Linked DNA regions of Homo sapiens: regions 1, 2, 3, 4 and 6 are each linked to region 5. Evidence: chromatin loops called from intact Hi-C (ENCODE). Cell type or tissue: PC-9. All regions are shown on one strand.

Region 1 (5,000 bases), 1.2 Mb before region 5:
GTAGTAGTTTGCCATTTTCGGAATTGTTCTGCAATGTGAGTGGATTCATTGTCCTTGCGGGCCATGTTATATACTTAACTGCTGACTGCTGAACCAAAACAAACTAAAGGAACAAATAAAAAAGGAATATAACTGCATTTTCTTTTTCCAATATGTTACAGAAAAACATTGCCCTTTGACTGTCCCGTTATATATTGCAGATCTCAGCTACTACAAAAGATTTAGTTCTCCATGTGCCTCCTCAATGCTCAAGGAGGATCACACCTGTGTGGGTAAATTCATGAAATACTGTGAAACAGCCAGGCTCCGTAAGGAAAGTGTGTTACAACAGGAAGTCAGTGAGCAAGGGTAGTCCTCCGCTAGCCACGTCACCTAATGCTCACGCTACCATGGAAACACTTCAAATGTTACAAAGCCCAACCATTTCCAGCACCATATGAGAAATTACAACAGTCCCTAAAGTATTTTAAAAAAAAAAAAATCCCAAAAGGTTATGGCCTTTGCTGTTTGACCATAATGCTTGCTGTTTCCATGTACAAGTTGATTTGAATCGGTTTTTCTCCCCTTCCGCTGATAGTGAAGTTGTAACTGCGCTGGGTTGAGGTTGCGTCCATGTTACAGAGTTGAGAAGGGGTCAGGTGGTCTGTCTGGTGGATGGTGGGACGCTGCAACTTTTATCCCAGGTACCAGGACTGGAAGACAAAAGGAAAAATACAATTAAAATCACAATTTGTAAAAACGTGTGTTTTAGAAGTTGCCTTTTCAACCACGAAATCAGGATCTACGTTAGGGATGCGGGAGGGATTCGCTGGGAAAAGTAAAGGCACGACAGACAATAAAAAATCCTGTGACACTGAAACTGATCTTATTCTTCTGAAATTATAATTCATTGTCTTCATTGGGGTTTTCCAACATTCTGAGTATATCTTACAGAATGAGGTATTTCTGTTCACTTGAAATACAAATAAGGGTTTTGTTAACTGATGGGGGCAGTTATAGGAGGGCAGGAAACTTGACCATCTTGTTTATCATTCAATCCTCAGTGCCTAGCCCAGTGCCTGGAATACAGAACGTTCTTAATGAAGAAGAGTTGAATGAATGGAGAATGGGTAAAGGGAGGGGTTTCATGTGGCAATGAATGGCTACTCTGATGATTTTCAACATCTCCTTTCAAATGAGGTGCAGGCACTGAAGCCATGATTGTGACACTCTCCTAACAGGCCCAGATGGTCAATAGCGACACAAGAATAAGTGGAGGTAAGGTGGAAAAAGTGCTGGACCCAGTCTTCCTGGGTGATTTTGAGCAAGTCACAGTATTTTTCCTTCCTTACATATGTAGGATTTTATGAGGGAAGATGCTCCTTTCAGCCCAATATATCTAAAATGGTATTTTCAAACATGAAACATAATAACTAAGTAGGATCAAGATTTTACTCTATTAAGTACCACATTGTCCAAAGGAAAAATGAGGCCACTGCGTACCCTTCATTCATGCTTGCGTCCATGCAGCATTTATTTAGAGCCTTCTGTGTGCCTGCCAGGCCCAGTTACTGGTTACCTTTTCCTTTCGTAAATCCTTAGGTGGTTAGCTTTGAGCAATTGTCTGGTCATATATCACTTTATCTGCTGGCATTTCTTTTTCTGTTAGCTAGACAGAATGAGCAATTATGGACTAACATCAGAGTTAGTTTCTCCAGTGAAATAAAAAAGTATGTGGCTTTTGCCGACTTTTCTCTAGAGATACCTTGACAAATTCACTACATTTATCATTATTTACAGAAAAATTACCAAGGCCTAACAAAAACCAATGCTTCTGAATTCTTTAAGTTGACGGTATCAGAAAGGGTTCTAATTGGGTTGCTTCAGGCAGGTGAAGGATCATCCCTGTGGAAGAGATTCCATTAGGTAATGTAAGGACTCATTTGGTCCCCAGGGATGAATGGCTAAGTGATAGCTACATGGAGTTTGGTATAAGATTTCCTAGTCACACAAGCCACCTTTGATTTCCAGAGGAGTTTAAAAAACTTAAGCCCAGACCGAAAAACTACGCATCCTGTAGACTTTCAGATGTTATTCTTTGACCACATGCTTTGAGGAACACAATAAAGCCTCTTGTGTCCTGAAAGGAAATCAGCCTGGCAAATACACATGGCCTAAATCTAGCTGGACAAAAGAAAGAAGAGGGGGAGAGAAAGGAGAGAGAAAGCAAACCCCAAACTGTGTTTCTAGTAGGCCTCTACCTAACAGCTGACTCTCATCCACGTTAGAGCCGCTTCCTCCCTTCTACAAAACAGGTTCAAACTTTGGGTGCGGGGAATAATGCTTACTATTTCTGTTTTCACACTTTCTAAGTCGGTTGTGAAATTCCAGACTTCTTCAATCTGACACTAAGGTAGTTCTTGAAGCAAAGGCCTGGCACCCAGTGAGTCAGCAGGGGGAGCAGTTCTCCACACCACAGTTTCTGGACGAGACCTCAGGGCACTACAAAAATCTGCAGTGCCTCTGCACTTCTCTTAAAAAGCAAAGCAAAAAAAAAAAAAAAAAAAAAAAAGTTTCTTCACACATCTTACTATTCAGTATGTGCCTTGCCGACAAGGTTACCCCAGAGCAGCTCTGTAATCCTTCACTGAAATAGGCTTTATTGATTGCTCTGGTCTATTGTTCTCTTTTCAAGTCCCCCAAGTTCAAGTTCATCCTGGTGTTACATCATGTCTGGTTGCTAAGAGCAACCAGACAGACCCAGACGTGACTATCATTAGCAAGAAACCCTCTGCTCTCCTCCCACCAACCTTCCAGTGGTTCTGACGTAGCAGGCCCACTGCAAACACATTGAAGTATTTATTCTGCCTAATTTATGACCTACACAGCAAGCAAGACCCCCACTCCAAAAACCAACATTGTTGTATATTTAATTAATCTGTCTTTCTCTGGCACTTGGGAAAGTTAGACAAAGGACTAATTATTGTGTTTCACTCTGCACACTTTTCTTTTGGGGGGTGGATATTTGCATGGGAAAGAAAACTACAAGGCCCAGCATCAGCCCCCCACCTCTTTTTCTTTTTGCCCTATTGACATTTCATGAAATACTTTAGCTGCTTAAGGGAATTAGAAAAAAAAAATGCGATGTGAATGTTACTCCTTCTGAGTTGGTATTCAGTAACACAAATCAACTCATGACATGTTTAAATTTAAATGCTAACCACACACTCTCAGAGTTACTTTAAAGGTTAGTTTTTAATCAATAGAAGTTGCTGACTCCAGGTTTTTGGGCTGCACGCTGCAACTCTTGGGCTTTTGTCTAACGTTAAAGCTTTCAAACTTTTTTTTCCTTGAGATGATTTTAGCAATGATTTGCAGACACAGAAGGCTATTGTGCTCTGACCAGCAACATGTCAACAGAGGGGCTGAGCTGCCCTGTGGTGGGGTGTCAATATGACTCCTGAAGGCAGAGGTTGGGGGTCTTTAATAACCCGTGAAAAAACCTTAATTAACCCTTTCAGGCCCAAACCAAAACCTATTCTTAAACTTGTTCACTCCTATAATTTGACCATTAGTACTTATTTCAACATCACACTAATCTTCATGACAATTAACCCAGCTACTTGACCAAGGTTTTCCAGAACAGGAAGTTGGTTAGGGGAACCACACAGGGAATTTTTCTTTTTTGAAGTCTCTGATTAAATCATTTATTTGCAGAGATGGCAGATAGTTCTAATAATAATAATAATAATAATAATAATTCATACATCTCCCTGAATTTTCTCCTAATCAGTTTGTAAAGACACTCATAATCCCATTGGGATGAGTGTGACAGTCACACATGTGTAAGCCAGTCAATTCCTAGAAACTTCCATGAGCTGCTAGTAACACCAGATGGACAATATAATGTTTGTAAAAGCCTACTTTTCTCTTGTGATATTTTCTTATAATTTCTATTATGCAAGCAGTACAAGTTTTAGAACATTAATTGAAGAATGATTCTGCATATTTTCTTCTTGGGTCATATAGGAAAAACATAAAAGAAATCTGAGCTTATTCGATCGTTGGGGTTGAGCAGCAAATCACTGGGAAAATGGTAACACATTAAACAAAAACTATCCTCAGACATTTAGTGACATAAGCTTAGGTTTCATATGCTTTCTGCCTTCGTACTTTATAGCCCCTTAATCTACCCTACTGTATCCAAATGGACTACAAAGGAATCTCCCTCCCTATGTGCAGTGAGTGGCATTATTACAATGCAATATAGGATGATGTTATCTTGATACATTTACATTAAGTAAACACAGAGCTTTGATCTATTTTTTCCTCAGAAACTTTCAGCTATAGTTGTTGTGGAGGTCCACAAATCCACACTCCCACCAAGGCTCCAGTTACGTAAAATTAGTCGGTAACATTCACAATGTCTAGAGTTTGGGATGTGCTGAGCGGGAGTGGGGAGGGAAGTGGGGTGACTGTCCTCTTTCAATGTTCAAGGTGAAACATCAAAAGAAATCTGCAGTCCAGGACAAGAGCTCAGCTTTCCTTTTCTCCAGTCAAATGAAGAAGTAATCTCATCAGGTTGGAAAAGTGCTGACTAAGGATTTAATAAAGTGCCTGCAGATGTGGCGTCTCTAAGGTATTCAACTCATGTAATGCAAAACAGCTCCACACTGAATGTGCTTATAAAATTTCATTTAACCATTGCAGCACGACTTTTTCCCCTCACAGTTCTCTAAGGAGTTTTATCACACTTGCCGCCCGTTAATTTACAGCTCCATGAAAGTTCGAATCCCATTCCGCTGGGATTCTGGAATACTCACAGTAGTCAGGTTTTATGAACCATAAACAATATCTATCCGACTGCATCCTAAACAGGAAGCCTGAAATGGCAGAAGGTACCTCTGACGGTGCCAATCTCTTCCATTTCGTACGCCTCACAGAGAGCAATCAGAACACAGGGGCCGTCTTCCAAAATGTGGTCATGGGGCTGCTGAAGACACAGCTGATGCGGGCCATGG
Region 2 (5,000 bases), 310 kb after region 5:
ACTTCAATACTTAATGCTCCCAGTTATCTAGTATCCCCAATTTACAGACAAGGAAATGAGCACAACAGGGTGAAGTAAGTTTCCTCCACCTGCTCAGTTGGATACAATAGGAGCCAGGCACTTGGGTCATGCTGCTGGATATAGAGGTATTATGGCATCCAACCCAAGGAGGGACATCTCATGGGCAACACTGGGCAAATATATAAATAGTGACTTAATCATAGCAACTATTTAATAGGTTCTTACTGTGTTCCATGCACTGAGCTACATGTTTTTTCTTCAGTAGCTCAGTTAATCCACATAGTCACCCCATGGAGGAGGTGTGATTATCCCCATTTCACTAAAGGAAGAACTGAAGCTGAGAGGGGTCATTTAACTTGGACAAAGTTACACATAACCAGGAAGTGGCTGCATCTTGCAAAGTCAGGGGTCCTGAAAGAGATGCAAATAGCATGCTGTGGGGGCAAGTGTGCAGTGGGAGTGGGGGTGTTAAGGAGGCAGTTTATGGTTGAGAAGTGACCTCATATGCTTGGGGAAGGGTATATCAAATACGATTATTTGGCAGTTGACAGGTATCTTGATAGATGAACCGGATTTGAAAAGGTAGACCTGAATGAGGGAAGAAGAGCAGGTTTCTAGATGGGGCAATGCCACAAACAGAGGCTCAGGGGTAGAAAAGTGTACTTTGTATACAGATCATAATAATCCTGTTTGGAGGGAAGACCAGCTATGAAGTGTTTTGCAAGAAATGTGACACTAAGGGTAAAGAATGGAAGTCTGATTTTATGTAATTTTCCATGTAAATTAAAGTCAAGATTATCCTTGTAAATATCATGGTTCCTGAACTCAAGAAACTTGCACTCTGTTGGGAAGATAAACAACTAAACAAGCAATTACAGCACAGCAGTAAGTTCTATGAAAGGTTAGGCACAGAGTGGTCCTTCTAACTCAGAGTTAACAGAGACATGTTACAGAGTGATGTCCAAGCCGAGAACTGAGGGACATGTGGGTGTTGTCCACACAATGAAGGACACGGGGTACTAAGTAGAGGGAACAGCTTGTGGGAAGGCTCAGACTGGAGTCAGACCATACATCCCTTGTTTGTGAGGGCTGCAGGTGTTAAGCACAGTGGAAGAGGAGAGAGCAGGTGGGAACTGATAACATGTGAGGCCAGGGGCCTACACGGGGTCAGCTCATGATGAGACTGTGTGCCATGTTAAAGAGAGTATGTGGTAAGGCGCCCTGGCCCAGTGCAAGCATGGGCTGGCTTCCCACTGCAGTCAGCAAATCAATTACGCCCTCCACCGACTTTCGCCTTGTGTATTTAGAATGCATGGAGTTAGCCTGCCAAACATCTGCTCTCGCTATTAAGCATGCCATGGTAACCATTGCACTCCCGTGCGTCAGCGCCACCAGGATTGGTAATAATCACAAGTGTCAAAAACGAGAAAGAATGGAGAAGGAAAGCTGTGCAAAATCCAGCGGCAAGATGATTGGGCTGGCAGCTCCACTCCAGGGCCCCCGCCAGCTGCACCTTCTGCTGCCCCTGTTGGGGGCAGGGGAATTGATGCCGCTCTGGCCTCCTCTTGCCCCTTCTGTTGATCCCTTTCCCTGTATTATTCATCCACTGCTTCCACCGACATTGGAAAATGTGCCGTGCCTTTGCCAGAACAACATATGTGCCCCTGCGTCATTGTGTGTGATAGATAAACCCGCCAACAGCTCACCAGACCCAGGGGGCCTCTGGGTGAAGACCCCGCATTGACACAGGCAGGCAGCATGGTGTCCTGGCAGAGGTGCAGCTCTGAAGGCAAACAGACCTGGCTTAGGATTTCAGCCGCGCAACTGCACAGCCTTAAGACCTTGGGCAAAACTCTCACCCTCTCTCAACCCTACTTGCCTCATTTGTGAAATAAGAGGAGGAACACTTACCTCAGGACTGTTCGGGGGCTTAGAGATAATGAATGGGAGATGGCACAGCACCTTTCACAGAAGCAGAGTTCAAGGTTAGCTAGTATGATATTTTTTAAATTGAGCTCTCAAAAAAATGCTAGGCACAATGCTGAGATCTTTATTCAAATTATCGAATCGAATATATATATAAATATTATATATAAGTCTAGTTCTGCTGCTAGAGCCACATATAATAAAATAAGCCTGTTTCCTCTTCCAAACCAAAGCCCTTCAGAAAAGCAGGGCGGGCTCCCATAGCCCTCGAATCCTCTTTTCCCCAGGAAAAGGGTCCTGAGTCCCTGAGCAGGGCTCATGCAGCCTGGTTCTCACACAGCCACTCCCCGCAGGGCACCCTCCACGCTGGCCAGTGTCTCTCTCAGAGATGATGCCCAGGTGGGCTTTATGTCTTTCCTTCCAGCCCTAGGAGTCACTGCATTTCGGGGCGCACACGGAGGACCTGGGCCTGGAGCTGTCAGGGCTGGTGCCTTCATCCGGCACACACCCCATCGTTTTTCCTTCTGTCCCTGGACGCCGCCTCCCAGCCGAGAGCGCGGTAACATGGGCTCCAGCGCCCTCTAGTGGAAGGCGAAGGAAATCTGCGGTCAAGGAGCTCAGGATCAGCGTGGGAAGAGGGAGGAAGAGAGAAAGTGGCTGATTATCTGCGTGAAAATCATAATTATTAAAAATGCCCGCCCAATCCACCCCCGTAGCTGCCGTTAGTTTGTGTCTGGATTGAATGTCAGTCTCGCCAGGTTAGTGTGAGATGGGTGACTTCCCAGAGGACTGCTATTTCTAAAGTCAGTCAGGAAAGAGGCAAGGGTGTCCTCACCTCCCATGCTTTTAATTAAACCTCATTATCCACCTCCCCACCAGCGTTCCTTCAGCTATGCTAAGAATATAAGGAGAAGGCATATTTGAACATATCGGGGCCCAAGCATCAAAAGTAGAGTGATCCCGTTTGGCACAGCTGCCCCATAGGCTCTTGGGGGGGATGGCAGGAAGGGGTATGATGAGCAGGAAGAGAACACCCGAGGCAGTAGTGGGGGATTACTGGGAACAACATGAGGTTAGATAGCAACTTGAGTTGGCGCTCGGGGTTACTGAAATACCCACCACTGGCCCCATCCTCCTGCCTTATGCAAATGAGTGGCTTCTTTCTCTACCAATAACTTTCTGGGGGTCATTGGGCAAGTCGTTTCACCTCCTGGGCAAGGTAGTGTCAGAGGTCCTCCATTCAGTTGTAATATTCAGTGAATATTCAATGAGCTCTAACATCAGATGGTCACCAAATCAATTTCAGCCATCTAGCAGACTGCTGCCAGACTGGGCCACAGGTCTACTGCACTGTTTTTTGTTTTGTTTTGTTTTTGTTTGTTTGTTTGTTTGTTTGTTTTAGACAGAGACTTGCTCTGTCTCCCAGGCTGGAGTGCAACCTCCACCTCCCAGGTTCAAATGATTCTCCTGCCTCAGCCTCCCAAGTAGCTGGGATTACAGGTGCCTGCCACCAGGCCCAGCTAATTTTTGTATTTTTTAGTAGAGACGGGGTTTCGCCATGTTGGCCAGGCTGGTCTTGAACTCCTGACTTCAAGTGATCACTCGCCTCGGCCTCCCAAAGTGCTAGGAAAACATAGAACTAGAACTATCATCAAATATCTGATGTAGCATTGACGCCATGGTTTTCTTCCTTCATGGTAACAGGGCGGTCTTCAACAAGCCAAAAATGAAGAAAAACATGGAGGTTTTTTTTTTATTGCCTTCATTTAGTATCTTTACAATCAAAGGAGTTTACATGCAGGAATCAGACTCAGAAATTACACTGTCTTATCCCTCATATGCAGGGTTATATAATAACAGCTTTCCCAGATTAAAATTCTTCAATGGTTTCAAAATTTCATAAGCGTATCATTGAGAGGTGACAGCGTGCTGGCAGTCCTCACAGCCCTCGTTCACTCTTGGCGCCTCCTCTGCCTGGGCTCCCACTTTGGCGGCACTTGAGGAGCCCTTCAGCCCACCACTGCACTGTGGGATCCCCTTTCTGGGCTGGCCAAGGCCAGAGCCAACTCCCTCAGCTTGCAGGGAGGTGTGGAGAGAGAGGCGCGAGCCGGAACCGGGCCTGCGCGCGGCGCTTGCGGGCCAGCTGGAGTTCCGGGTGGGCGTGGGCTTGGTGGGCCCCGCACTTGGAGCAGCCGGCCGGCCCTGCCCGCCCCGGGCAGTGAGGGGCTTAGCACCCGGGCCAGCGGCTGCGGAGGGTGTACTGGGTCCCCCAGCAGTGCCAGCCCACCGGCGTTGTGCTCGATTTCTCACCGGGTCTTAGCTGCCTTCCTGCGAGGCACGGCTCGGGACCTGCAGCCCGCCATGCCTGAGCCTCCCCCTGTTCCGTGGGCTCCTGTGCGGCCCGAGCCTCCCCGATAAGCGCCGCCCCCTGCTCCACGGCGCCCAGTCCCATCGACCACCCAAGGGCTGAGGAGTGCTGGGCGCACGGCACGGAACTGGCAGGCAGCTCCACCTGCAGCCCCGGTGCGGATCCACTGGGTGAAGCCAGCTGGGCTCCTGAGTCTGGTGGGGAGGTGAAGAACCTTTATGTCTAGCTCAGGGATTGTAAATACACCAATCCGCACTCTGTATCTAGCTCAAGGTTTGTAAACACACCAATCAGCACCCTGTGTCTAGCTCAGGGTTTGTGAATGCACCAATCCACACTCTGTATCTAGCTACTCTGGTAGGGCCTTGGAGAACCTTTGTGTCCACACTCTGTATCTAGCTAATCTGGTGGGGAGGTGGAGAACCTTTGTGTCTAGCTCAGGGATTGTAAACGCACCAATCAGCGCCCTGTCAAAACAGACCACTCCGCTCTACCAATTAGCAGGATGTGGGTGGGGGCCAGATAAGAGAATAAAAGCAGGCTGCCCAGGCCAGCAGTGGCAACCCGCTCGGATCCCCTTTCATACTGTGGAAGTTTTGTTCTTTCTCTGTTTGCAATAAATCTTCCTGCTGCTAACTCTTTGGGTCCACACTGCCTTTATGAGCTGTAACACCGCGAAGGTCTG
Region 3 (5,000 bases), 480 kb before region 5:
AATGGACCCCCATGATATCTTAGGGCAATTTCAGTCTCACCAAATGAAGCCATGAGGAACTACTGATTGCATTTCCATTTGCACCTACAAGGACAAATGTACTAAAATGAACCAACCTATAACTTTGCCAGTGTCCTTCTTTCCCCCAGAAAAGGAGTACATTGTTACAATCTATTGATTGGAACTTAGGTAATATAAATTTGAATTCAGCAACTTTCTTAAGGTAATTGGCCAAATTCTTGCCACTTGGAAGAGACTAGTAAAGATAAAAATGTGTGACACAGCTAAAATAAAGCATTGATTCTGACCTCATGCCATAAACAACTAAATTTTTTCCTAAGTGTCCATGTGCCACTATCATATACTTCTAGGACTTCCCGGTCATCTTTTCTTCTGCACTTTAGAAATAATATTCTAAGACCTGTCAGTATACAGAGATTCTAATTCTATAGATCACCAAGGCTGGAAATTCTAACTTAGTTGATAGCTCCATCGTAAGTCCTCCATTTGGGGGAATTACTTACTCATTGTTTATGGGAACAATGAAAGGAATGATCCCAGTGGTGAGACTCAAACAAGTAGAAAATATTGAAAGAAACTTAGAATTAACTCAGCAGAAGTTATTAATTAATGTACTCCTTCTGCCTTAGATAGAGTACAGATCAATGTCAACTTGTTGGCAGGAGTAATGATGGACAATGTCATTACTCTAAATTTCTTGTTGGCTAGTCAATGTGGTGTTTGTATCATTGTTAATAATTCTTATTTACTTAGATCTGTGAAGCAGGCATAGTCAAGTAGGCTACACTTCACCTTAAAGAAAAAGTGACTTGATGTTCTAAGATTCATCCTCTTGGGCTCTGGGATTCATTCTGTTTACCTGAGTTAGGCAATTGGGGTTCCTGGGTCTAGCTGTCTTAGTGGGACTATTACTTGTCTTTGTTTTGGTCAAAGTTGTTGTAAGCTTGTTCATTATATTCTATCCAGAGTCTTAAATGCTTTTGTGTAGCAGCTCTCTCATCAAATGATTGTCATGATGATACAGCAGTAAAAAGATCAAGAAGATCTTGTGATACGGTTGACTATGGAGACAAGCAGACAACCTTCCATCAGTGAAGATCTGCATTTCTGGTCTTCCTTGAATTGACCAACCTGTTGCAAGTGAGAGAATGACTGAAAGGGGGGACTGAGGGACGTTGTCTAGACAGTGACCAGATCATATATGGCAGTAGAACATTGACCAACAACCTTTCTGGCTATTGATCCTGGAAAGCAAATCATGACCTTCACATCAATTGACCCCAAACAGTCAGAACTTCGTCAATGACTGCCAGCTTTCCTATTTGTGGCTTTCACTTCTAATTCCGGACCAACCAGAGAAAACCAAATATGCTCCCTGTATTAGTCTGTTTTCATGCTGCTGATAAAGACATACCTAAGACTGGGTAATTTATATTAAAAAAAAAGAGGTTTAATGGACTCACAGTTCCACGTGGCTGGGGAGGCCTCACAATCATGGTGGAAGGAGAAAGGTGAAAGGCACATCTTACATGGCAGCAGGCAAGAAAGAACTTCTGTAGGGGAACTCCTCTTTATAAAACCATCAGATCTCGTGAGACTTATTCACTATCATGAGAACAGCACAGAAAAGACCTGCCCCCATGATTCAGTTACCTCCCACTGGGTCCCTCCCACAACACATGAGAATTATGAGAGCTACAATTCAAGATGAGATTTGGGTGGGGACACAGCCAAACCATATCACTCCCTAAAAAAAAAAATCACATAATATATCCCATTTTTATAGCCTGTCTCCAGCTTCCCCATGCCAACAACTTCTAATTAGAGCATACCTGAACACTCCCCCTTTTCTCTCTCTCTCTCTCTTTTTTTTTTTTAACTATAAAGCTTTCCTTGCTTCTTCTGCCTGACTTTGAGTCTCTGCCAAATGGAAGTGACGATGGCTGATTCCTTTGCTATAGTAAGCCTTGAATAAATAGCCTCTATTTTTCTCATTTTTGTGGTCTTTTTTTCTACAAGAAAAAAGTAAAATCCTCTTGAAATTGTATACAATGATTAAAAAGGCTTAAAACTCAGAAAGCCTCTACAACTATTCCACAGAAAAACTGAGTTATTGTTAATATTCAATGAATGATTTTGCTTCATGGTGATATGTTAACACTAAGGTCAGATTATTTCTTTTTAGCAGGGCTTTGTGAAAGAAGGGCCCTGGGGATCTGAAGGCAGAGATGTTTCTCTCTGAAATGTATCAAAACTAATAAAAGAAAATCTGGAAAGAGAGGGGTATATATATGATATACACTGCTCTGAACCCCACAGCTCTAGCTACAGACTGAATAATTTCTTGACATTTGTACAAAAAGCAAGCTGTACTGAGCTCATCCACAAGTGGTGTGCAATTCAGATTTGTTTCATCTGGTAATCTCCGAGATAAACTGTTGTGTTGAGTAAATAAGGGTTATGTCTTTGCCTGTGACACCAATGTCAAAATTTCACTTCTTATATCTTGTTTATTTATACGTTTTTAGGTAAAAAAAAATTTATTATAGTGATAAAAAGAAGACATTGTACAATAAAGGATGTCATTTTTCAAGAGTCATTATGACAAATTATTAACACTACAGTCACAGTGTGAGGTAAGTTTGCAACTCCTCTAAGGTTGCATAGCTAGTAAGTGGCAGAGCCTGGATTTGAACGATGTTTAGTCTGAGCTGTTAACCATGTCGCATAACATCGCCTCTACTGCCCAGTAGGGGGCATTCATTAGCTTGCCATTCACTTGCCAAGTACCCTTGTGACCTTAGGCAAATTATTAAATTGTCTTAATTTTATGTTTTGAAAGCTTTAAGTGTGTAGATTGGACTTGAGTAGCTTAGGTCAGGGGTCGGAAAACTTTTTCTATAAAAAACCCGGTAGTAAATATTTTAGGCTTTGCAGACTATGTGATCTCTGTAACAACTAAAGTGGTCATAGAAAATAGTAAACAAATGAGCACGTCTGTGTTCAATAAAACTTTGCTGACCAGGTGCAGTGGCTCATACCTGTAATCCCAGCACTTTAGGAAGCTGAGGCGGGCGGATCACAGGGTCAGGAGTTCGAGACCAGCCTAGCCGATATGGTGAAACCCTGTCTCTATTAAAATACAAAAATTAACTGGGTATGGTAGTGGGCGCCTGTAGTCCCAGCTACTCGGGAGGCTGAGGTAGGAGAATCACTTGAACCCGGGAGGCGGAGGTTGCAGCAGTGAGCTGAGATTGTGCCACTGCACTCCAGCCTGGGTGACAGAGCAAGACTCCATCTCAAAAACAAAACAAAACAAAACAAAACAAAAAACAAAAAAACTTTGCTTATACGAACAGATGGTGGGCGCATTTAGCTTGCTGGCTGTATTTGCCAACTCTTGGTTTACTTCTCTGTACGTAAGCCTCTCTCTTCTTTGATAAGCAGGGAACAATGGAAGGAAATTAACATTGAGCATGTACTATGAACTAAGCATTGTACTCAAGACTTTTATAGTTATTGCATTTAATCCTCACAATTTAATCTCTATGCTATAGCAAAGAAAGTGGAGTTTCAGGAAGCTGAAATAGATTGTCCACAATCACACAGCTGGTGGGAAGCACAACCTTCTGACTCCAAGTCTCTTTCTTCTCATCATAGCAGCTTCTCTTCTTTGCCGTCCGTATATATGCCTTTCCCAGCATCTCTGGCCATCCTTGCTTCTGACTTTATATTAAGAATGTTGAGAAAGAAATAACAATAACAGCAGTGAAACTTTATGGGTGGATATTATTCAGTCCTCACGAGAATATATATATATGGTTATATCTCCACGAGAATCTCATAAAGCATATTTTCCCCATTTCATAGAGAGGGAACATCAAAGTCACAAAATGGAAACTGGCAACTCTAGGAAAAGAACTCCCGTTTCCTAACTCCTGATTCCCTAACTAGGTCTTTATTTCTAGTCAACATTGTTTAATTAACACAGGAGAATATTTTCCTTTCTCTGAACCTCTCTAAGTACAGCTGCCAAGTCAATTCCAACCAACAGAAGTAGCTGAGACTGGATTAATGATTTTGGGGGGAATATCAGCTTCAATGCAACAAAATTCTGTTAAAGCAATATGGATTGGTGTCCAGGAAATATCAGAAACTCTTGTGCTTTGTCAACAACTTGGCTATTAGGCTGACAGCCACCTGGATTTCTCTTTAAGGAGTTCCCCACATGAAAAATGGCTCCTCAGAACATCTGACTCTTAGATTGACCAAAGTTCTGGTCAGGAAGAAACCTCTGTCTTTGCTGACAGTTTCCAAAATATAAATACAGAGGCTTGAGGATAGGAAATCTTTTCATTTTTTAAAGCTGTGTATTGAAAGAGAAAACCTGGGACTCTTCCCTGGTGACGCTACTGGAAACTTTTCAGTGCTTTTTTTTTTTTTTTTTTTTGCAGCCCCGTTGGAGCCAGTTTTCAGCTTGGATTTCAGGAGAGCTTCTAAGGAAGAATAAGCATGCCTATCTCCCAGTCTTCCCATTTGTGTCCTGGGCCTCTTATGGCTTTGGTCTGTAAGCAGCAGAGACTGGCTCAGGCTGATAAAGGAGAGAAGAAATTTATTAGATGGTATCGGGCAGCTCACAGAACGGTTGGAAAGCTGCAGAGCAGGTGTGAGGTGAGGGCTGGAGAGGAATGATCTGATGAGCAAAGTGCTCCCTGATCCCCCAGCATTGCTTGACTGTGTCAGGGTCTGACATTGCAACCTCAGACATTGAGGTGGGGAGAAAGGGAGGATAGGAGAGGAGAAGGGAGGAGACGGAAGGGGAGGGTAAGAGAGGGGAAGGGAGAAGAGAGCAGAGAGGCAACGCAAGGAGAGACATGTTTCCTTGTGTCCCTAAGATCTTGATTCAGTCCTGTGCCTTAGATGCAAATGAAACCAGGAAAGCAAGTATCTAGCATTGCTGCCTCTTTAAGGAGAAGCAA
Region 4 (5,000 bases), 570 kb before region 5:
GTGAACTATATACACATTGTTGTACAGCAGATCTCTAGAACTTTTTCATCTTGCATGACTGAAACTCTATGACCATTGATCAGCAACTCCCCATTTTTTCCTAACCCCATCCACTTTGAGGTTTTTAATTACCGATCCAATTTTCTTACTAGTTATAGGTTTGTTCTTACTAGTTTAGGTTTGTTCTTTTTATTTCTTCAGCATTCAAACTTGGTAGGTTAAATGTTTCAGGAATATCCATTTCTTCCAGGCATATAATTTGTTGGCATATAATTTTTGTTAGTTATATCTTACAATTATTGTTATTGATGTAGCATCAATTGTAATATTTCCTCTTTCATTTTTGATTTTATTTAGGTCTCCCTCTTTTTTTCTTAGTATAGCTAAAGGTTTGTCATTTTTGTTGATCTCTTAAAAAGCCAACTCTCAGTTTCATTGATTTCTTTCTGTTGTTTACTATTCTCTATTTCTGTTATTTCTGTTATAATCTTTGTTTTTTCCTTCATTTCTGCTATCTTTGGTTTTAGTTTGCTTTTATTGTTCCTTATAGTTCTTATAGTTCCTTAAGATATAAAGTTAGGTTATTTATTTGAGATCTTTCTTCTTTTTTAATGTAGGCATTTATCACCACAAACTTTCTTCTTAGTATGACTTTTGCTTATTTGCATAAGTTTTGGTGTGTTGTGGTTTTGTTTTTATTTGTCTTAAGATATGTTCTAGTTTTCCTTTTAATTGCTTCTTTGGTCCCTTGGTTGTCCAGAAGTATATGATTAACTTCATGTACTTGTGAATTTCCCAGTTTTCCTTCTGTTATTGATCTCTAGTTTTCATTCCATTGTGGTTGGAAATTGGTATGATTTCAGTCTTTTCAAATGTGTTAATACTTGTTTGGTAGCCTAATATGTGATCTATACTGGAGAATGTCCATGTGAACTTGAGAAGCATGTGAATTCTGCTGCTATTGGGTGGAATGTTCTTTATCTGTCTATTGGATCTATCTGATTTATAGGGTTGTTCAAGTTTACTCTTTTCTTATTGATTTTCGGTCTGGATGTTCTAGCCATAATTGAAAGTGAGGTATTCAAATCTTCTACTATGATTGCATTGCTGTCTGTTTCTCCTTCAGTTCTATTAATATTTGCTTCATGTTTTTGGGTGCTCTGATGTTGGGTGCATATACATTTATAGTTGATTTATCTTTCTGGTGAATTGGCCCCTTTTTATAATTATATGATGTCCTCTTTTGTCTACTGTGTCAGTTTTTGACTTAAAGCTTATTTTTTCTGTTATAAATATAGCTACCTCTGCTATATTTTGGTTACCATTTTCATGGAATATATTTCTTCTATCCTTTTCTTTCAGCCTGCATATGTCTTTAAATCTAAAGTGAGTTTCCCATAGGCAGCATATAGTGAGATCTTGATTTTTAAAAATCCATTCAGCCACTTGATGTCTTATGATCGGGAATTTAATCCATTTACATTTAAAGCAATTACTTATAGAGAAGGACTTAAGATTGACATTTTATTAATTGTTTTCTGTCTTGTAGCTTTTTGTTCTTTTTCTTTCTCTCTTTGTGTTGTCATTTTGGTAGTGACATGTTTTGAATCATTTCTTAATTTCCTTTATGTATCTTCTATGTGTATTTTCTTTGTAGTTAACATGATGCTTACACAAAACACTTATAGTTATAACAACCTACTTTAAGCTGATAACAACTTAACTGCAATCACATACAACTTTACTCTTTAACTTCTTTCTCCTTCACGCTTTGTGTTAACTCTTATACTATAATTAAAAGTGATTTATGGACCACCATTACAATATTCTGTATTCGTTTATAGATTTACCTTTACCAGCAAGCTTTATACTTTCACATGTTTTTGTGTTGCTCTTTAGCATCCTTTTCTTTCAACTTGAAGGACACTCTATAGCATTGCCTGGAAGTCTAATGGTGAGGAACTCCTTCAGCTTTTATCTGGGAAATTCAGTGTTTCTGCTTCATTTTTGAATGTCAGTTTTGCCATATTCTTTTTTTTTTTTTTTTTACTTTTAGCACTTTGAATATATTCTCTTATTTCCTGCTGGCCTGCAAGGCTTCTGCTGAGAAACCCATTGATATTCTTATGTAGAATCCTTTTCATATGGTGAGTAGCTTTCCTCTTCCCACTTTCAAAATTCTCTCTTTGTCTTTGACTTTTGGCAATTTGATTGTAATGTAGACTTTTACAAGTTTATCTTAATTGGGATCCTTTAGGCTTCTTTTATCTGTATGTCCATTTCCTTCCCCAAATTTGGGAAAATTTCAGCCATTGTGTCTTCAAATAATCTTTATGCCATTCTCAATCTCTCTCTCTCTCTTTCCCTCATTTCCTTCTGGAATAGCCATAATGTGTAATTAGTCTGCTTGATGGGGTTCCATAAGTCCCTTAGACTTTCATCATTCATTTTCATTTCTTTTTCCTTTTGTTCTTCTGACTAGGTAATCTGAAATGATCTGTTTTCGAGTTTGTTGATTCTTTTTTTCTGCTTCATCACTTTTATTTTTGAACCCCTCTAGTGAAATTTTCAATTCAGCTCTTGTGTTTTTAAGCTCCAAAATTGCTGTTGTTTATTTAAAATTTTTTCTCTTTGTTGATATTCTCATTTTGTTCATTTACCATTTTTCTAACATCTTTGTGATGGTTATTTTGAATTCTTTGTCAGGTACTTCATATAACTCTATTTCTTTAGGGTTGGTTACTAGAGATTTATTTTGTTCCTTTGATTGAGATATGTTTCCATATTTCTTTATGTGTCTTGTAACTATATTGGTATTCATGCATTTGAAAAACAGCCATCTCTCCTAGTCTTTACTCACTGACTTCATACAGGGAAATAACTTCACCAGTTATTTCAGCTAGAGGTTGTGAGGGCCTCTCACATCTTTTCTGGAGATGTGTTTTCTCTGGTTTCTCCCAATTAGAGAGGTTTGCAAGTTGTTTTTTTCAGAGCTTGTAATCTCTTGCTCCCTCTGGTGTCTATCTGTAGTATTATAAGTTTTCTGGTGCAACCACAAGCAACTGAGTTTTTAGGTTTTTTTTTTTTTTGGTCCCTCTGGCCCTAAGCAAACAAGGTATGTTGGTTTCCCATTAGGACTCTGAATCAGATGAGGCAAAAACTCGTCCCTCAGGAAGCCCCCTGAAAAGGCAGAATGCTAGACACACATACCACCCTCCTGTTTTTTCCCAGGGAAAAAGCCACAGCTAGGTGCTTACTCTTGATTACAACAAGCCCTGCTAATTTCTATCTGTGATATTACAAGTTCTCTGGCACTGCCACAAGCCGCTGACTCTCTTTTGCTCTCTGTGGCTCCCAGGCATCCAATGTATGTCAGTTCCCATGAATCTTCCGAGTCAGGTGAGACAGAAACCAGTTCCTTGGGCAGCCCCTCAAAAGCTGAAACTTTGAACATACATTTCATTCTTTTCTCTACCTGTCACAAAAGAAGCTGTATGTTGGGCTTTTCCTCCCAGAGATGTGCTGGCTTGGGGGAGGGGCTGACATAGTTAATGAAATAAATTTCTTATCCATTTCAATGCAGCTGCTCTTGGCTTTGAGATTGCCTGGGGGTATTGTGACTTCCTAACTGATTTCTAGGTTCTCATAAAAACTTTTTGTCTGTGTATTGTTGTTTAGTTAATGTTTCTGTTGGGGAATGGGGTCTGGGGTTTCCTATTCCCCCATCTTGATGATGTCATTCTTCTATATCTCTTAAATAATGAGAAATTAAAACTTGCTCACTCCACACTCATATGTGCAAAGACACACACACACCTTATTATCCTACCTATGGCCTCCTTTTTATTTACGCAGTTCTCCCCCTAATGTATCCTCTCTCTCAGCGTTGCCCAGCAAGTATGCCCCAAGGTCCCATGAATAGATTTAATAACATCTTTAGACCTAAGCCATAGGAATCCCTGCTCTAGACCTTGTATTGAAAGATAATACATACCACAAATACAAAAAGACAGATTTATTTAAGAGCACATGGGCACCTCTGTCACTCAGGATCTGTTGTTGAGGGCTGACATATGCAACCGTAAACATTTGTTCTTACAAGTAACATCTTCTGGACCTCAAAGAAAAACTTTTTTTTTTTTTTAAATATCTCTTAATATACGTCCCTGAAACATGCTTTAAAGGTTTGTGGTTTGTGTCATTGCCAATGTTGAAGCTAGTCCCTATTTTAGAATGTGGGAAATATTTGAACAACTGAAGCATTTAGGTAAAAGAAGAGGCGAATTAGTCAATTTGTCCAATCTTTCTTTTCAAAAAGCTTTAATATGGATATTCCTGCTCAATAAAGAATCACTTCCCAGTGACATATAGGGTACTTTCTCTTGCTTCTCTGTCTTCTGGTTCTGGAGATACATCAGTTGGTATGGTATTTATAGGAGTTACAGGTGGCAGATGAAGAACTATTAACTTTGTAATAGTTAAAATTTATATTACCCTGAAATTTATATATAGGAAGAAGTAACATGTACGATGTCTGATACTGATTCTTCACCTTTCTATTAAATCTGGTTACTGTTTTTAAAATGGTGAAAATCATGAGACAAGTGATAATTTATACAATGAAATTATAATAGTTTGTAAAGCTTTCTATGATAGTGATAATTTATCATATGTAATCCCACTATAATGTTTGCATATTCTACCTAAAATTTAAAGATCTTTCTAAATCTAAGATAATAATCTAATTATTTTAATAATTTTATTGATAATGCCAGTTTCTCCTGCCTCTGAAGAGTGAGTTTTCTCTAAACTGAAATTAGTATAAACTTACCTAAGAACTACAGTGACTCAGGAATAATTGTGTAATTTGGTGTTACTACTAAAGGAACAAAAATTATATGACAATCTTGATTATAATAGCATAAATTTTTTTTTGCCAAAATGAAGGAAAGAAAATTTTGTGGAATTAGTGTATAGCAATTTATAAATTATGTATTCCT
Region 5 (5,000 bases):
TGGGCAATGGGCAATGATCTAGATATAGTCAGCAGGTCATCCTTATCAGGCTACAGTGAGAAGGATCACCTAATTTTCCAAGCGATGTACCGTGCTTTCTCAAACAGAAAATCTGCTATCCCAGAAAGGCCTTCCATGGCCTTGTGCTGCTCCCTGGCACCAGCAGCTGCAGGACATTTGCTCCCAATGAGTCAGCATTCTCCCTTTGTAGACTCTATGCCTGCCTGATTATCAGCTTTACTGTGGAACCTTCAGATAGTCAAGGGAAGGAACAGATCTCTTGCTCCTAACACCTTGACCATAGATCTTTAAATTGAACAACAAAAAATTTCTCATATGGTACTCTGCTTCTGATCTAAAAACTTGCTTTGGGATGAGGAATACAGGAAGAATGGTAATTCTTATTTACCCTACCAAGGGAGATATGGTAAATAAGAATTGGACACAGTGGTTAATTCCAAATATCATTCCATCATATGAGCTGTTGTTATTTGTGATGTTACTAGCAGCCAGATCACACCATCTTCTTTAGCAATCCATTCTGCCCCTAGCATCACAGCTTTAAAATGGAATAGGGTACATTTCATAGACTCACAAAAATCCAGCTTTATTTATGTAGCAAGTTCAGATAAGTGATATGATTTGTTCAAATTCATACAGCAGAACCAAGGGTAGATGTCACTTTCAAGTTCAGGCTTCCTCCCAGACCAATTGCTATTTTATTTTATTTTTCCAGACCAACATTTTGTTAACTGCTGATATCTTGTTTGTTGCACAATCCTTAAAGTCAGATTGTTTTCTTATCCTGGCCTTACTGTTTGCTAGCTGGATGTACTTGAGCAAGTCACTTTACTCCGCTGAGACTTATATTCTAATCTGTTAGATAGAGACTCTCATCTGGGGGAAATAATATATGCCCCTTATAATCAATGTGATGATTATATAATTTAATTCATATAAAGGTTTTAGGACAGTGACTTGTATATGATAATTTCTCCATAATTTTTTTAACATTTTAGATAAAGTTGTTTTTTAGATGCTCACCTGGCTCTTGTTTTTTTCCCCTCCTTTATAATTATAATTATTATGCAACAAATGTTACTGTGTTTTAAACACTATGTAAGGTAGATATTTTTAAAATAAGATTGATTATTCTCTAGGTTTTGTGAATAAGAAAGTAAATAAAATCCATCACTTTCTACACATGTACCCCATAAGTATATACAAATATGTAACAATGAAAACATTTTAAAATCCATAACTTCATAATTAATTTACTATATTTTATTAAGTTTTTGAGGTTATGTCTATTTTAAGCATATGGTAGAAACGTTATGTAATGATATACTACTATGAATCTCTTTTCAATTTCGTGTTCAATGACATTACCTTGATTTTGAAATCAACCATGGTGGAAATATTTATACCATGAAAATTGGCAAATGCTGTAAGTCAGGGCTTGATGTATTGTTTTGATGATTTCGCTAGACTTGATAGGTTAATAATGCTGTATTCTGTCTGTGACTATTGAGTCATAAACAACATAAATAACAGGAAATATTTTTCAGTATTAGTGGATTTAACACTATTAGTGAATTTAACAAAGATTCGGCTAATACCATTAACAAACAAGTGAAGTTTTAATATATGCCTTTGTCCATTCACTTTTTTGCTCCCAGTTAACATAAATGAAAATATCAAGCACCATTCATTTCACAATCACACTTGTTGATCAGTGAAGTAAGAGACATTTTTGCTGAACCAGACAGTATTTAAACGTTTATTTGCAGGCTGATATTGTCAAATAATGGTTGGATTGCAATAATAGCTTGGCCATGAATACAAGAGTTCAACAGAAATTAACTAATGTATTCTATGAGAATCAATTAGCTATATGGAATTTATAATAAAGATTATTGTATATTTTATATATATAACATGTAAATTGTGTGCTACTTGTCCTGTATATGAGTGAAATGTATAATAAACTTATGTACATGTACATATGCACATATTTTTCCCCCAGGGAGCTGGTTGTTAAATATTTATCAGCACACCACTGTCCCCAATTCATATCTACCTTCTAGTCATCACCTCTCTGGCTTTGGAGCAGATCATAAACTCTAGAATCCAGACACCAGCCAGTGCAGTACTTCACAAGCTCTGCAGTACTTCTCAGGATCTGTTTTCCCAGGATGACCTTGTGTGAGCTGTAAGTCATCAAAACCTGGTTCCTTTGATCTGCCCTGGGGAGAAAGGAATTATGTCCCTTTAACATGGACAAAACTCCACGGGACCTCAGCTTGCAAATTCAGGATTAAGAGAACTTGAAATTCATTGACATTCTACAAACTCAGAGCTAACGAAGCCTGTGAGGGTCATCCCTTCCAGAACTTTCGTCTTTATGGAATGAGTATCAGAACAGGCCAGTCTCAGGCTCATGTCTGAGTGATTTATCATTTTCATTCATCACCTCTAAGGCTGAGCTGGCCCCAGTTTCCCTTGTCTGGGCTATGGATGTCCCCTGCTGGAATCCAGAGCTCACTGCAGCTCAGGGAATTAGAACAAATGCTGCGGCCGTAGATGCATTGTGTGTATGTGTAAGAACACACTCGCTGTCTGCGTGCCTCTCGACAGGAAACCACTCCGGAAATTCACTCTCTTGTCCTGGTTTTACAGGTCTGCCCTCATTTACTGATTTCATGTCCCAAATGATTGAGAATCATTATTTATCAAGTCTTTTGAATAATGTCTACCACATGGTAAGCTCTCAATAAACATTTACTGAAAAAAATGAGCATAGCCTTGTAAGGTACATTATGCGTGATCTAATTTCATCCTCACAACAATCAAATAAATTAGGAACTATGGTTAACTCCTTCTTGTTTTCAGGTGTTGGAACTCAGGCCTAGAGGTTAGGTCACTTACATAAGGTCACTTAGCTTGGATGTGGCAGCATCAGCCTTAGGGCATAAGTGTCCCTGTCTGCAGGCTCGCTGCTCTGCTACAGCCTGCCATGCAGTCTCCAAAGGGTTCCTTCTCCACAGCTTCTCCAAACAGAAATACCTGCTCCTTTTTGCTTTCGTATTTCCCCACTCCCAGTATTCACCCAGGGTGAATCTCGTCCTTTGTCCTGCTTGCTGTGTACCCTGGCCAAATCCCTTCGCCTTTCAGAGCCTGAGTTTCTTCATCAGATAAATAAAGGGGATGGATTAGCTGACTCTTAATTTTAAAATGCCAATTCTAAAATGCTGACGCTTTCTGAATTTAATTTCAGGATAGACATGCTGAGGTCCAAATTGCTAGGGATTTCCTCTCTGGCCAAGGAAACAAAACTCAGTCATATACTACTTGTGAGTTTGTATCAGGAGGATGAAATTAAGCCCCAAAGTCTGCACTGCCCTTTGGGAACGTACTTTTTCAGATCAGAAGCCAACGATCACTTACATGAGAGGTTATCAGTAGATGGACAAAAAGCACCATTTCTCTCTTCTCTCCAGTGAGCCAAAGCATGGTTGCCAATTCAGACAGCCAGTTGGGAGTTTTCAACATGTGACAAGCCCAAAGGCATTTCTGAAGCTGCCAGCACAGAGGCCTGTCGAATCTGCTAAGGAACCAGATGCAGCAGATAAATATCTTCCACAGCTTGGCATCTGGGGCCTGTGCTTGCCAGCTGAGAGAAGGGGCTGTGTTGCACAGTGCTGGGGGTGGGGATGGCAGAGAGACAGCAGCTGAACAAATCACACATATTTCTCATTGAAGTAGAAAAAAAGGCAATTCTAGAGAGCATTTCAAAATTCTAAAAGGACCAGATTAAATACGGATGGTTATATGTAGGTTATTATTATATGATGGACTGGATTATAAATAGGTAAGTTATATATTGTGGTCTTTGATACCATTGTTTCATTCAGTCTGTTGATATTATTTTGCATTTCTAGAATGCAATAGTCTTTATGCAATTCATTTAGTGCAATTACATTTACAAGACAATCTCTCTCTCTCTCTCACACACACACACATACACACACAAATCTTGTATATCTAGCTCTGCACCAAATAAAAATTACAGAAATAAAGCATTCTTTTCATCATGAGGCAAAAAATGACTATGTGTTGAGTCATGTGTCCAGACTTTGTTTTTTCAAAAATATATTTCCCTTTTAGATTCTTCAAAAGAATTGATGAAATTTCATCAATTTCCTCTCAATATAATTCATAATTATTTATTGAATGCCTACTATGTGCAAGAGATTGCTTGGTGCAATTATTATGAAGAGAAAGAGACAAAGTGTCTTCAAGGAGCTTATTAACAATTCCTGGCATACTAATAATCAATGGGATTTTCCTCAACTTCAACCTGATTAAGGGCATCTTGAAAAACCTTCTGCTAACATCACAATTGGTGGGGAAAAACTGAAGCCTTTTTTCTTAAGCTCAAGTGTAAGGCTGTCCAATCTCACCACTTCAATGTCCTATGAAGGTATTAGCCAATGCAAGAAGGTCGGACAAGAAATGAAACCCATTCAGATTGAAGAGAAAGAAGCAAAACTCTATTTGCAGACAGCCTGGTTGTCTAAGTAAAAAATTCTTTTTTTTTTTTTTAAAATTTTTTTTTTTTATTATACTCTAAGTTTTAGGGTACATGTGCACATTGTGCAGGTTAGTTACATATGTATACATGTGCCACGCTGGTGCGCTGCACCCACTAACGTGTCATCTAGCATTAGGTATATCTCCCAATGCTATCCCTCCCCCCTCCCCCGACCCCACCACAGTCCCCAGAGTGTGATATTCCCCTTCCTGTGTCCATGTGATCTCATTGTTCAATTCCCACCTATGAGTGAGAATATGCGGTGTTTGGTTTTTTGTTCTTGCGATAGTTTACTGAGAATGATGGTTTCCAATTTCATCCATGTCCCTACAAAGGACATGAACTCATCGTTTTTTATGGCTGCATAGTATTCCATGGTGTATATGTGCCACATTTTCTTAATCCA
Region 6 (5,000 bases), 1.6 Mb before region 5:
AGAATCCAACCAGGCAGCCTGGCTCTTAAGTCCTTACTCTTGACCACCTCACTCTGCAGCTTGCTCTGCATCATTAATGGTCAGAAGAAACGGGAAACAAAGAGTTGTAAATTGAGAAGAAAGAAATATTCATATGGCCATCTTATGATTGAGCAGAGTCTCTTAATTTGTCTTAATGGTGGAGGTGTATGGCACTATTACTGAACTTCTAACTTAGCAAGGGAGAGAAAAAATGACATCCCAATCACAGCAGCATTCACGTTGGTTTCTCTATGCTTCTCCCATTGTTTCATTATGCACATGCTGTTCCACAAGGCAACATATTGTAACCTGAGATTCTACTACTCTAGCCTCTCTTAAAACCTTCCAGAGAAAGTAGAGAAAAACTGCTAGGTTTTCTGTGGGAATTACAAAACTTTGGAATTAGCAAAGTAAGAACTTGCCAAGTTCCCGGCTATGTCTGTTTGAAGTGGCTGATGATTCTTTTGAAGTTTTCTGATCCAGTTTTCTATGCCTCTGTGTTTCAAACATCAGGGTTCATTTTCAAAGTACTGCATGGAATTTTAACCAAATATACCATATTTAAATCAACAAAGGCTACACAGCTAATTCCTTGAAGAATGCCTTCAAATGTAACTTATCTTGCTTTTTGCAACTAACCCTGCCTTTCTACCCCCGAGTCAAGAGACTCTTCAAAATTTTCTTACAGGCTCTGATGTAATATAACACCACATATTTATGAAGAGGATTAAAAGTAAAAAAGAGCCCAGGGAACTCACTAATAAAGTAGTGTTAAACTATAATTACACCAGTATTTTCAAGTAGAGGGAGCTATTGCATAGGAAGAGAACAGAAGAGAACCAAAAAGTACAGTGGCATATCAGCAGGCAATCGACGTGGTAATATAAAAGAGCTGTCTATTTTGTCACTGGCAACCATGAATCACAACACACTTTTCATCCTGAAATATGAAACCATTACATTTTAAGTTTGACACACTAATAAATAAGCTGTACAATTATTTCCTTCATTTAGGATGTCAGTTTTTGATGAAAGGCTTTTTTATTGGGGGGAGAAGGGAGACTACATAATAGCTTATTCCTCTCATGAACTGCCCAGCAGCTAACATTACTTCATATTAATAATTTCTACACTTCCTTAGAGAAAACTGCAACAGCAAAATATACCAAAAGCAAATAAATGGTTGCACCAAGTTGTTTGTGAACAATCTCTGCAGTTTCAGATAACACCAAAATTTAAAAATATTATTTTTAACCCAAATAGGTGAGGAGGTTTTCAAAATGCAACCCACTGAATTGATAATTTAGGAACATTCTAAAGGACGATTCACCAGAAGGAAATGGAAATAGACTTCTACCCTTGAAAGGTGAATATATTTTCCTTATTGCCAGAAAAGTCATTGTGAGCACTAATTTACACAAAGTGAGGCCTTCTTTAGACCTCAAACTAGTGACAGGAATGCTTTCTTACTAAAATGTATTCAGGTTTAGACCACTAGTTATGCTAAACACTAAATCCAATCTACCACCCCTTTTCCTGGACGACAGAACCCAAAGGCAGCTTCTTTGTCATTTGGGGGGCAGGGAGGGGACAAACTAGCTACCTCTGAAGATGCCCCATTATGTATAATCACTGCTTCATTTTTTATGATGACTTTTCTGCCTGTGATTTCCCACGTAGCTGAATGAAATCGCTTTAATGAGTAACAGTCATTTCCTTTCATTTCCTTTACATCACATGCAGCAGCCACCCTATGGAAAAACAGCAGCTGCTACTGCCTACTGAGGTGGCTGCTATTCTTGAGGCTTTGCTGCATAAAAATGCTCAAACACCAGCCTGACTCAGGCTGCTTCTCATCAGAAAGGTCCATTTTCTGAAAATACAATCTATGATATTATGTGCATGTTATAGCAAACAAATGTTATAGAGACACTTCTCAAAACCCTTACCCAACCCCCAGGCCCCCAGGCATATTTACATAGATAAATATATGAAGCGCTTCACAAATGTGCATGTTATTCTTGCACAAGGGTCGTGCTGATCTCTGTATCATTCCAATTTTAGTACATGTGCTGCCAATGTGCACACCCCTGATGGCACCTTGCTGAAATTATTTTAACTGTCTTCCTACTAAAAACAAAATCCCCATCAGTTTTTATCACCTTTCATCATAATTGTAAAATCTCTAATATTTCTTCTTTTGGTAAATAACACTGCAAGGAACATTGTGTTTAAGAATCAAGATGCCGCTTTAGACTAAATAGCCAATAGAGGGCACCAGAGACCAATCATAGAACATGAGAAACATGTACTATGGGAGCCATTCTCTTCTGAAGGAATTTTTTTCCTCTTTATTCAAAAGGCTTATATTATTATACACACTGTAACAGTGTACCATATGTTTGGTTCAGCCCATTTATTTCTGAAAGTTGTACCCTACACCTCTTTTTTTTTTTTTTTTTTTTTTAAGACAGAATCCCTCTCTGTCACCCAGGCTGGATTCTCATGCCTCAGCCACCTGAGTAGCTGATGTTACAGGTGTGTGCCGTCACTCCCAGCTAATTTTTCTATTTTTAGTAGAGATGGGGTTTTGCCATATTGGCTAGGCTGGTCTCGAACTCCTGGCCTCAAGTGATCCTCCCGCCTTGGCCTCCCTATATCCTCTGAGTGGCATCAGCATATACTCAAGCATTCCCTTCTCCCCCTCACCCCTCCATTGAGTTGCTCACTAAGGCATGTCAGTTCTTTTTATCTCAGCCTTTTATCTCTTCTGATTCTTCCTTTCCATTTCCACTGCCACAGCCTTGGTTCAGCTTCTCGTTACTTCTGAGCAGCTGCTACAGTTTCCTGATAAGTCTACCTGTCTCTAATCTTGCCCCCATGAGTCAATTTTCTAGAGAGATAATAGAACCATCTTTAAAAATAAAAAGGTGATCATAATTCCTCCTCTGCTTACAGTACTTCAGGGATACCTACTGCCTTCAAGATAAAGTCCTAACTCCTTTATTCTTCGTGGAAGGAAAATCCTTCAGAACTGCAGTTCTGTCTCGTCTCTCACTTTCCCCATACATATCACTGCCTGCTCCCGTTTGCCCAACACTTTATCCCAGGTATTGTGAAAGGCCTTGTCATGCTGCGTGGCTTAATGCAAACCATCCCCTCAGCCACGAACGCCCTCCCTGACCCACTGCCACTTGTCTAGAGTTTGCCCCAGAGTCAGCTCAAGTGTCTCCTCCAATGAGAAGCATTCCCTTACTCCCTGAAGACCCAAGCACTTCCTACTCTGTGATATCCCTAAACCAAAAAAGACCTTCAATTACAGCATTTATCATAATATATTTCCTTTACTATTTGACCTTCTAGAATTAGTTTGGTCTTCCTGTTAGATGTATCCACAGCTTGTTGCATTTTCTTCATTAAAATACTTTTTACATTTTACTGAAATTATTGTAAATTATTTCCTTTAAATTACTTCCTACTAAAAGTAAGCTTTATGAGACCAAGAATGTGTTTGCTTAGTTTTTGCTTGATTTTCAGGGCCTACTACAATGCTTGTCATGGAGAAGGCACTGAAGAGTAGTTAAAATGTTGAATGACTATCTATTTAGTTTGCGTCTTCCCACTGGACGGCAAGTACACCAAAAGCAAAAGCCACATCCCATCATATAGGAATAACAACAACAGCTGGTAACACTTACTAAGCTCTTGCCATACCAGGCACTGTTCTCAGAATCTTATTTATTTGAACCCATTTAATTCTCACACCATCATGAGGTAGGTATGTACCAACATTATCCCCACTTTCCTGGTGAGGAAATTGAGAAAAATTAAATAACTTAACCAAAGCACATGGCTGGTAAATGGCAGAGCCAGAAATTAAGCCAGCCAGTCAATTCCCAGAGTTTGTGCTTTTAGCCACACTAAGCAATGCTGCTTCTCTAACTTAAGTATTTGCTAAATGAATGAAATGTTGAAAGAAGACAAATATGTTAGAAGATATTTTTATCATCTTACCAAAGTGTATAAAACTGAATCCCCTAAATATTGCACTTGGCCACCAGAGGTTCATGTTTCAGTACCTAGCAGATGAAAAGTTAGAGGGTACAGAATGTGCAGCATGCCTGCATGTACAGGTAAAACATGCATTTGTTTGCCAAATTTCAATGTACAGTTACTTTCTCAAGAATCCATTCATTTGGTGGGCGTAAGAAGACTGTTACATGAACAGATTCAAACATGTGATAATCATTATGCCCAAATGGATGGGATTCAAAGTTTCTGATGTGTCTATAAAATGTATTATATGAATATTTGTGTACATTCCCAAAGATCAAAGAGACCAGATTTCACATAAGCTAAGGGAGAGTGCAAGAGCATCACCTAGAGCGGAGAGGTGGTTCAGCGGAAACAGGCTCTGTCACAGACAGAGACATCAACTCGAAGATGTGGAGAGCTCTAGCTGTGAAATTGCTCTAAAACCTAGATGACAAATCCAAGCTACCATGGCAAACTCAGTGAAAAGACACGAAGTAGAGAATGTGACATAAAGAGGAGACAGAAGGAATCAACAAGAAAAGTGTCATAGGTAATAAACTGGCAAATGCATCAATAAGAGGCATTTAGGAAATAAGAACAGGAGATATATACCAAGAATTGTTCTAATATTTAACATTTATATGCTTAGCAGTATTACCCCAATAAAGAAACACAAGGTGTAACAAAGACTTAACTACATTCAAAATGAAGAATATCTTTTGGGTTTGTTTGTTTTTAAAAAATTTATTCTGTATGTAACACTCAAACTTTTAAAGACATCAAATAACAGGATAGGAATTTAAAGACCACACAGCAGGATGGCAAAGAGATGGATCATAGTTTATTTCCTTTGATAATTTTGACTCTTACTGTCAACTGAGTGTATTACATATAAAGTTGGTCAACTAAACTCATGAGAGGAAATATGGTTAACTCATAGAGTC

What was found. Peaks named below come from ENCODE experiments on the same cell type or tissue, not always from the same donor. Only the 100,000 strongest peaks of a DNase experiment are listed, where the experiment ranks them.
Region 1: a loop joins it to region 5, with 14 times the contacts of the local background. A loop is called at or near these places in 8 of 110 quality-filtered maps.
Region 2: a loop joins it to region 5, with 4 times the contacts of the local background. A loop is called at or near these places in 16 of 110 quality-filtered maps.
Region 3: a loop joins it to region 5, with 14 times the contacts of the local background. A loop is called at or near these places in 48 of 110 quality-filtered maps.
Region 4: it touches region 5 in a loop (4-fold over the local background); 12 of 110 quality-filtered maps call a loop at or near these places.
Region 6: a loop joins it to region 5, with 12 times the contacts of the local background. A loop is called at or near these places in 18 of 110 quality-filtered maps.

What each region holds. Positions count from the first base shown.
Region 1 is chr1:61,450,995-61,455,994 of GRCh38, reverse strand. It overlaps NFIA (nuclear factor I A), which reads right to left. Exons shown (of 11, transcript NM_001134673.4): 11 at 1-692. The coding sequence ends at 675. Among named protein-coding and RNA genes, the nearest start is that of NFIA-AS1, 200 kb to the right of the region's middle. RefSeq lists an enhancer at 1,477-3,872. In PC-9, CTCF peaks have their summits at 2,233 and 2,442 (motif pointing right); a DNase peak (open chromatin) is centred at 2,474; H3K27ac peaks cover 819 bases.
Region 2 is chr1:59,969,089-59,974,088 of GRCh38, reverse strand. It overlaps a transcript of CYP2J2 not described here. Among named protein-coding and RNA genes, the nearest start is that of CYP2J2, 45 kb to the right of the region's middle. In PC-9, a CTCF peak has its summit at 2,525 (motif pointing left); a DNase peak (open chromatin) is centred at 2,498; H3K27me3 peaks cover 408 bases.
Region 3 is chr1:60,763,170-60,768,169 of GRCh38, reverse strand. The region is part of intron 1 of LOC101926964 (a long non-coding RNA gene); the gene reads left to right. Among named protein-coding and RNA genes, the nearest start is that of LINC01748, 140 kb to the right of the region's middle. In PC-9, CTCF peaks have their summits at 2,585 and 2,786 (motif pointing right); no DNase peak of the experiment used is centred here.
Region 4 is chr1:60,846,789-60,851,788 of GRCh38, reverse strand. No RefSeq gene overlaps it. Among named protein-coding and RNA genes, the nearest start is that of NFIA-AS2, 120 kb to the left of the region's middle. RefSeq lists an enhancer at 1,826-2,656. In PC-9, a CTCF peak has its summit at 2,980 (motif pointing left); no DNase peak of the experiment used is centred here.
Region 5 is chr1:60,279,066-60,284,065 of GRCh38, reverse strand. LOC107985379 (a long non-coding RNA gene) reads right to left here and starts at 3,603. Exons shown (of 4, transcript XR_001738093.1): 1 at 3,448-3,603; 2 at 2,081-2,246. In PC-9, CTCF peaks have their summits at 2,311 and 2,511; a DNase peak (open chromatin) is centred at 2,545.
Region 6 is chr1:61,849,608-61,854,607 of GRCh38, reverse strand. The region is part of intron 17 of PATJ (PATJ crumbs cell polarity complex component); the gene reads right to left. It also overlaps the pseudogene RNU6-1177P. Among named protein-coding and RNA genes, the nearest start is that of MIR12132, 6.0 kb to the right of the region's middle. In PC-9, CTCF peaks have their summits at 2,069 and 2,270 (motif pointing right); no DNase peak of the experiment used is centred here.